3 separate regions of the Homo sapiens genome follow, and all the other regions are linked to region 2. Evidence: chromatin loops called from intact Hi-C (ENCODE). Cell type or tissue: endothelial cell of umbilical vein. All regions are shown on one strand.

What was found. A loop is a pair of places that touch in the nucleus more often than their neighbours do. Peaks named below come from ENCODE experiments on the same cell type or tissue, not always from the same donor. Only the 100,000 strongest peaks of a DNase experiment are listed, where the experiment ranks them.
Region 1: it touches region 2 in a loop (5-fold over the local background); 13 of 110 quality-filtered maps call a loop at or near these places.
Region 3: a loop joins it to region 2, with 3 times the contacts of the local background. A loop is called at or near these places in 4 of 110 quality-filtered maps.

The regions. Positions count from the first base shown.
Region 1 is chr1:61,357,920-61,360,419 of GRCh38, forward strand. It overlaps NFIA (nuclear factor I A), which reads left to right. Exons shown (of 11, transcript NM_001134673.4): 6 at 1,228-1,355. Among named protein-coding and RNA genes, the nearest start is that of NFIA-AS1, 110 kb to the left of the region's middle. In endothelial cell of umbilical vein, no CTCF peak of the experiment used is centred here; a DNase peak (open chromatin) is centred at 1,042; H3K27ac peaks cover 520 bases.
Region 2 is chr1:61,434,763-61,437,262 of GRCh38, forward strand. All of the region lies in intron 10 of NFIA (nuclear factor I A), which reads left to right. Among named protein-coding and RNA genes, the nearest start is that of NFIA-AS1, 180 kb to the left of the region's middle. RefSeq lists an enhancer at 1,829-2,330. In endothelial cell of umbilical vein, a CTCF peak has its summit at 1,426; DNase peaks (open chromatin) are centred at 669, 1,489 and 2,169; H3K27ac peaks cover 2,304 bases.
Region 3 is chr1:60,962,244-60,964,743 of GRCh38, forward strand. NFIA-AS2 (NFIA antisense RNA 2) reads right to left here. Exons shown (of 7, transcript NR_110617.2): 2 at 1,323-1,561. Among named protein-coding and RNA genes, the nearest start is that of NFIA-AS2, 7.2 kb to the right of the region's middle. In endothelial cell of umbilical vein, no CTCF peak of the experiment used is centred here; a DNase peak (open chromatin) is centred at 1,028; H3K27ac peaks cover 2,099 bases.

The sequences.
Region 1 (2,500 bases), 77 kb before region 2:
GGCATTCAATTAAAACAACTACAGCAAGCATAGCAGCAGGCGGCATTTCACTACGTTTTCACTCCTGAAGCCTCAAACTGGGGAGAATATTCAGTCCTTCAACTGGAAAAAATGAGATATATTCTGAAAGTTTCTTGACCGTACCTCTCCAAAAAATGAAAATCCCTACCCTGATGGAATAAAACTTTGTTTTGATAATCTTTGCATAGAGAAAGCACATAAAAGTCATTGGGCCACTCTTTTTTTATGTCTCTTGTTCTCAGGGGACAGAGCACTCCTTCTTCCTTCCTTTTTATTTGTTTTGTTCACTGATTTATTTCTAGTATTTAGAGCAGGACCTGGACTAGCTGTGCAGTAAATGTTTTTTTGAATGAACAACTCCAAGTGGAAGATGGGAAAATGTGGCAAAAGAAAAAAAAAGCAATCCAAACTTTTCATTTTCTTTTCTTTTCTTTCTTTCTTTTTTTTTTTTTTTTTTTTTTTTTGAGACAGAATCTTGCTCTGTCGCCCAGGGTTGAGTGCAGTGGCACGATCTCGGCTCACTGCAACCTCCACCTCTCAATTCAAGCAATTGTCCTGCCTCAGCCTCCCGAGTAGCTGGGATTACAGGTGCCTGCCACCACACCCAGCTAATTTTTGCACTTTTAGTAGAGATAGGATTTTACCATGTTGGCCAGGATGGTCTCAAACTCCTGACCTCAAGTGTGATCAGCCTGCCTTGGCCTCCCAAAGTCCTGGGATTACAGGCTTGAGCCACCATGCCCAGCCCAATCCAAGCTTTTCCTGAAGGATCACGAGCCCTGCTTTTTATCCTTTCTGAGGTTCCAGCAGGGATTAAATTGATGCCCAGGTTCATTGCTGATGGCCAGGCCCCAGCCACCACCTGTGGAGATAGGAAATATGTGGCCTTACTCCCAACACTTCCAGGTGGAGGCAGGAGCTAGAGCCAGCCGCTTATTCCTCAAAGGAAACAGGAACAGGATGTGGCAGCAGCAGCAACTTGATTGACAATAAAAATCAAACTCAGACACTTGGAACAACACAGACCCAAGACTTTGTTCTACATCCAGTGACTCACCAGACTGAACAGAAGTTTAAAAGGAGTCCTAGAACTACATTAAGTTGCCCAATTGCTTCCTCCCTTGGCTTTCTTTCAACCAGAGGTGCAGTGTCCAAGAGAAAGGTGGTTGCGATTGCTTTTAAACATGCACCCATTTGTTATTTCAGCTCCACAAAGCGCCTCAAGTCTGTGGAGGATGAAATGGACAGTCCTGGTGAGGAGCCATTTTATACAGGCCAAGGGCGCTCCCCAGGAAGTGGCAGTCAGTCAAGTGGATGGCATGAAGTGGAGCCAGGTAAGCAGAGTGGCGGCACGGGCATGTGGCTAACACTGTGAAACTGAAAATACGTGTGGGGTCCCATGCCACGCATAAAAGTGAAGAAAGAAAGCTCAAGGTAGTTCACTTTTTCAGGATGAGCACTTGTTTGTATTGTAATCTGATTGCCACATTCATAAAAGGATGGCTGTGCAAAGCAGTAGTAATTCAACTGAAATGCAAGACTGGTGAGATGGTGTATGATTTTCTGCTCTTACATATTTTCCCCTACACCACAATCCAGCATTTGATTTGCTTTTGGTTTTTTTGTTTGTTTTGTTTTGTTTGTTTGTTTGCTTTTTTGAGACAGAGTCTTGCCCTGTCGCCCGGGCTGGAGTACAGTGGCATGATCTTGGCTCACTGCAACCTCCTTCTCCCTGGTTCCTCCTTCTTCTGCCTCAGCCTCCCGAGTAGCTGGGATTACAGGCACCTGCCACCACGCCTGGCTAATTTTTTGTATTTTTAGTAGAGACGGGGTTTCACCATGTTGGCCAAGCTGGTCAATTTTTGTATTTTTAAAAGAGACGGGGTTTCACCATGTTGGCCAGGCTGGTCTCAAACTCCTGACCTTGTGATTCACCCACCTCGGCCTCCCAATTGTTTTTGTTTTTATACTATCTTTTGGTTTAGTTTTTGAAATTATCTTTTAATCCTAATAAAAATCTATCAACTTTTTCAGCAGGATCGATAACATTCGAAAGAAGAATGGGTTCCTTGCGATAGTTTAGACTCAGATTTTTATATAATAAGGACACTTTGCAATATTTTTCCTATTACTGGATATCATCATGATTATTTTTCTATTTAAATGGAACAACTCTCTTTATTCTGATCTGTACTAAACTGAACAAATGATGACTGCTGGTCTAATCTCCTGGGGTAGTCTAATCTTGGCTCTGGAGTCTTGGGAGTAATATGGATAAGTCTGATTGCAAAAACTATTTGAAACCCTTTCCAATGTCTAACACGTGGTTTAGAGGGAATCTTCTCCAAAGCTTCCTGAATATGGCAAGTCCAATGGGTATAAAGGATAGAGTATGTGCCTTGAAATCAGACAGTTGGAGTGCCAACCTGGCTTCAACTCCTGCTGGCTGTGTGATTGTGGGCAAGTTACCTAGCCTCTC
Region 2 (2,500 bases):
GCTTCCTTTTTTTTAATATTAAAGTGAGAACAGTGGCAATAGAGAAGGGGAAGGTAAAAAAGAGATTTCACAGGAAATTTTACATTGTATGGGAGAGGAAGGGAATAGACCAAAAATCTGCTATCCATTAAATTAGCACTTGGAACTGTGGGAAAAGGGGGACAGAAAATGATGTCAGGAAAAGGGTTGGAAAAAGGAGTTGTGAGTTGGTGGACAGAACTGACAGGAACTAGATCAAAAGTTGATGATAGCCATGCATGGAACTTAGAAAACCATAGTGCCAAGTGCAGAAATGCCATCAACATTTCTAGCTTTTAGGTGGGTCTCCATAACAATGCTTCTGATCAGTGACATTCCAGGGTACTAAGGGAAATGTACTGGGTACTCACCAGGTTTCTCTGGGGGAACAGGAGGAAAAGTCATGATTCAAGGAGTAGGACAGACCTGTTCTGACATCCTGGCTGTGCCATTTATCTCAGTGATCTTGTGTATCTTACCCTTTAAAATTCAGCTTCCTCATCTGTGAAATGAAGGCAATAATAGTATCTACCTCATAGAAGAAACCCCAATTAAGTGTGGTTTAAGCCAGTCAGGATTATTTTCCTCCCGTAACAAGAAATCTGTGAGTGAGTGGTTGTTGGCATTGTTTCAGCGCTGCACGAGGCCAACAGGAACCCATGCCGTTCCTAACATTCTGCTCTGTCTTCCTCAGTATGCTGCCTCTTCAGCCTCATGCTTAGAGCCTCTGACGGCAAGATGGCTGCTGCAGCTCCAAATAGCATAGTCATATCATACCTTATTTTTCCTCTAATATCAGGGAAAAGGCCCTGCTATTCCTCCTGTGCACCCTGCTAGCAAATTTCTTTGTAGGTCTCATTGGCTAAATCTGGGTCACATTTTAATCTCTAGCTGCAAAGGATGCTGAGAAAACCAGCAGAAGATTATCTTGATTGGCTCAAATCATGACCGTCACCTAGGACCAGTCACATTTGCCTCTCTAAGCAAAATTGTCCCAAGGAAGAAGGCGCAATAGGTAGTGGATAGACTGTTAATAGGATCTGCCATATTCTTTTTTCCTATTCCCTGATAGGTTTCATGCACTTTTCAACTCCAGTAGTTGCACTTGACCCTCTTGTCTCTGAATGCTTGGCTTATTATTCTGCCTTTCCTCCACACACTCCCTATGTGTTTAGGAGATGTAGATGCTATGTGCGTGACTGTGCAGAGGTCATTTCTTTTCAGCCTCTGTTTGAGGTCCAGGATTTGGGCAGAAGTCCTGGCGTTTTGTGCAGACCTGCTCCCATGGGGCTGGGTCACCGTGTGCTGGTTAAACATGGACTCTGAAAAGGCTGAGTTGGAGGATATGTGCCTTTGTGGTTGCAGGGGAGCTCTGTGAAACAGTGCCCCCTGGGTGCCCTCCAGAGTGCTTACCAAACAGGCAGCAATAGGTTCTGGGTTTCTCTTTTATGACTTGGAACCAGATGCTTCCTTTGCAAAGGAAAAGAGCCTGGTTTTGCAGAGCTTGAGTCAACACAAGTTCAGAGAACAGGAAAATGAGTTGACTGGCCCTGCTGCATGAACTTTGAGGAGAGAACTCAATACAGGTGGTGTTCTCGCTGTCCACAAAGTCCTTGCTTGTGAAAATCCTATGCCCAAGAAATTGGCCTTACCGAATATTTCTACACTCTAAATAATGACTGTTCACATGAGGAAAGGATTCAGCATTAGGAATCCTTTTGGACCTAGGCTTTCCCAGGGCTTCTAATGAGTCTAAGGCCTTGAAAGTTCCACTGACACACACAGTTTCAAGCCCAGAGCTTGCTGTCTAATGTGAGATCCATCGAAGATCTCACGTGAGGTCTCAGTGATTCTTCCTGCCACTTTTCTCACACCCACCTGCTTACCTTCCTGTTTGTTTATTGAGGACTTAGGCACATTCTTTGATCTGTGCCCTGTCTTTTTGGGATATAGCCTTTCTATTGAGTCTGTTCATTGAGTTACATTCCACAGCACACACCTCCCCCAAAATATTTGCATGAGAATTTTTCTTAAGGTCTCACATTGCTTCCTTTACAGCAGAGATGAAATAACTTAGCACTTCTAATTGGCTTTTCACTTTCCAAACGCTTTACACATTTAACTAATGAGTCACATGAGCTTGTGATAAGCCGGATCCCTTGTCTTGGAGCAGGGACACTGGGTTAGGACAGGCTGTTCTGGCCCTGTGTTTCTCACCCTCAACACCCTCCTTCCTCAGAGTCTGAATGTGTTGAGATAATGGGGATGCCACCAGGCACAGTTGTTCTCAGCACAGGGCAACCTCGGACCCTCACAGTGCTGCCTTAATAATGTGGGAAGCACCCTTTGCTGCCCTCCAGGGCTGGACTATGCTGCATATCTCCTGTTGCCTTGACTAGTGAAGGGAAGCATAAGGCCAGCCCTCATGACATACAGCTTCTGCCCCTCTCAAGCGCAGTCTTCCTTCCATTGGTCCCTGGCA
Region 3 (2,500 bases), 470 kb before region 2:
TTGCCCAAGGGTTCTTCAGTTAGCATGCAGCAAAATGGGACCCTGAACACAATGTTGTCAGAATCCAGGTCCTAAACTCTAATCAACTACGTCTTAAAGAAAGTATAAATGAAAAATACAGGTGGCAGTCTAAGAAGACACAGAAGAATGCAAAGACTACATCCATTCATTCAAATGTTCAACAAATACCTATTAAGCTCCGACGGTACCACAAGCATTTTTTTTAACCCTGAGGATATAGTGATGATCAAAAAAGGCTGTCATGGGAATAATTTCTTTCGGAGACAGCAGATGATAATAGAGGAACATATAAGATAAATAAGAAGAATCCTGCAAGAGAGAAGTACAGTGAAGAAAATAAACCAGGGCAAAATGGGAGGGTCTGCTTTATATTGGGTGGTCAGGTAGGTTTCACCCAAGAAAGTTGCCTATAAGCTGAGGCTTCAAGGACAAGAAGGTACTAACCTTGCAAAGGTTTGGTTAAAACACCTTCTAGGCAGGAGAAATAGCGAGTGCCAAGGCCATAAGGCAGGAATGGACTTGATGCCTCCACAGAAGAGGAGGAGGCTGCAGTGATGAGTGAGGGAATGGTAGAAGAGGAGGTCTGAAAGGAGGGGCAGTGAAGTCTCGGGGGCCTGGCAGGTCATCACAAGAAATTAGGTTTCATTCTAATTAAGAGAGGAAGCCATGGAAGCATTTGAACTATTTTCAATGATTTGCATTATAAAAACATAATTTTGACTACTGTTTGGAGGGGACAAGAAGTTGCAGGGAGACAAGAGGGGAGGCCACTGCAGGACTTCAGATGGAGCGATAATGTTAGCTCAGATCAAGTATAAGTTAGCAACATGAAGAAGTGGCCACATCCTGAATGTAACTGGGGAAATTGCTGACCTGACTTGCCACTTTACACTTTTGGAAGTGGACAGGAGCTGCTGCCTTTCTGATACTCCCACATGGTGCCCCCCTGCCAGCTGCTTTCATTATGTTTTGACCGGCTTCTGCCAAGTCAGACTACAAAAACTTCACTGAAATAACAGAATGTGATGCCGTCATCTCCTCTGCACACCCCAGGAGAGGGTTTTATAAAGTTTCACAAACAACAACACCTGCTAGGAAGCCAGACAGCTCCCCTGACCACTGCCCAGGCTGACCCAGACAGAAGAGAGAAGACACTGGCAGAGAACTCCCTGCTCTTCTAAACAGCCCCAGGGGTGGTTTGCCCTGTTCACTGTGGTCAAAGTGGCATTACTACTTCAGAAGAAATAGAAAATGAGGTGAATAGAAAACAGAAGAAAGTTGAGGTCACAATAAGATACCACCTCATATATTTAAAGGAAACTGAGAGACGCTGGGTTTCCTCCTGGCACGTCTGTGAAAATGCGAGAAAGGTCTGTCTACCACCAACTTGTTTAAACCAGGGGAAATTCATCAGAAGGATAATGAAGAACTTGACAGGGAGCATTCCTTTGTGTCATGTTCTCAGGAGTGAAGACAGCTGGTGGCATGCAATCGTCTGCAGGTCTGACTCAGGGAGACAGAAGGTTGGGCACAAGGTGAACTGTCAGGAGAAAAAAAAATTGAGAGAACCTTAGAGAAGATGACCTTTGTACATAATTGATCTGACAGAGCACTGCCCACCCCATCACTACAGCTGAAATATGGCCACTCTCCCATGTGGGAATGCACTTGCGTTTAAGGGCACCAGACGCCATCTATTAAGGAAAGTGTTTAAGCAGGAAGGATAACATGTCTGTCAGTCTGAGCTAGTGATTCTGGGGACTCAAACACCATGCCAGAGTCCAGGATTAAAAAAATTCTACCTCTATTCTAAATAAAAAGGAATTTTATTCATCAAATGAACAAAGGAACAGAGTGAATGGCTTATGACAACCTCCCCTCCTGACATTTGGTTTGTTAGTTGTACTCAGGGAAAAAATGTTGTCCACTCTAGAGAACTTCATAAAAAGTGGTTCTAGAATTATTCTCAGCTACTTGAGTTTGCTAATTCCTAAGGGTAGGGTAAAAGTTGTCCATTATTTCATCAACAAATATTTATTTAGTATTCATCATTCTGCTAGGAACAATATTAAACAAGATAGGCACACCAGCCCTGCCCTCATGAACTTAACAATTCAGTCAGCTTTCAGGCCTTTTCAGATATTTAGGCATATGTATTAGTCTGTTCTCATATTGCTATAAAGGACTGCCCAATACTGGGTAATTTATAAAGAAAAAGGTTTAATTGACTCACAGCTCTGCATGGCTGGGGAGGCCTCAGGAAACTTACAATCATGGCAGAAGGGGAAGGAAGCACAACCCTCTTCACATGATGGCAGGAAAGAGAAGTGCCAAGCAAAAGTGGGAAAAGCCCCTTATAAAACCAACATAACTCTTGAGAACTCACTCACTATCACAATAACAGCAGCATGGGGTAACCTCCCCCATAATTCAATTACCTCCCACTGGGTCCCTCCCACAACACATGGGGATTATGGGA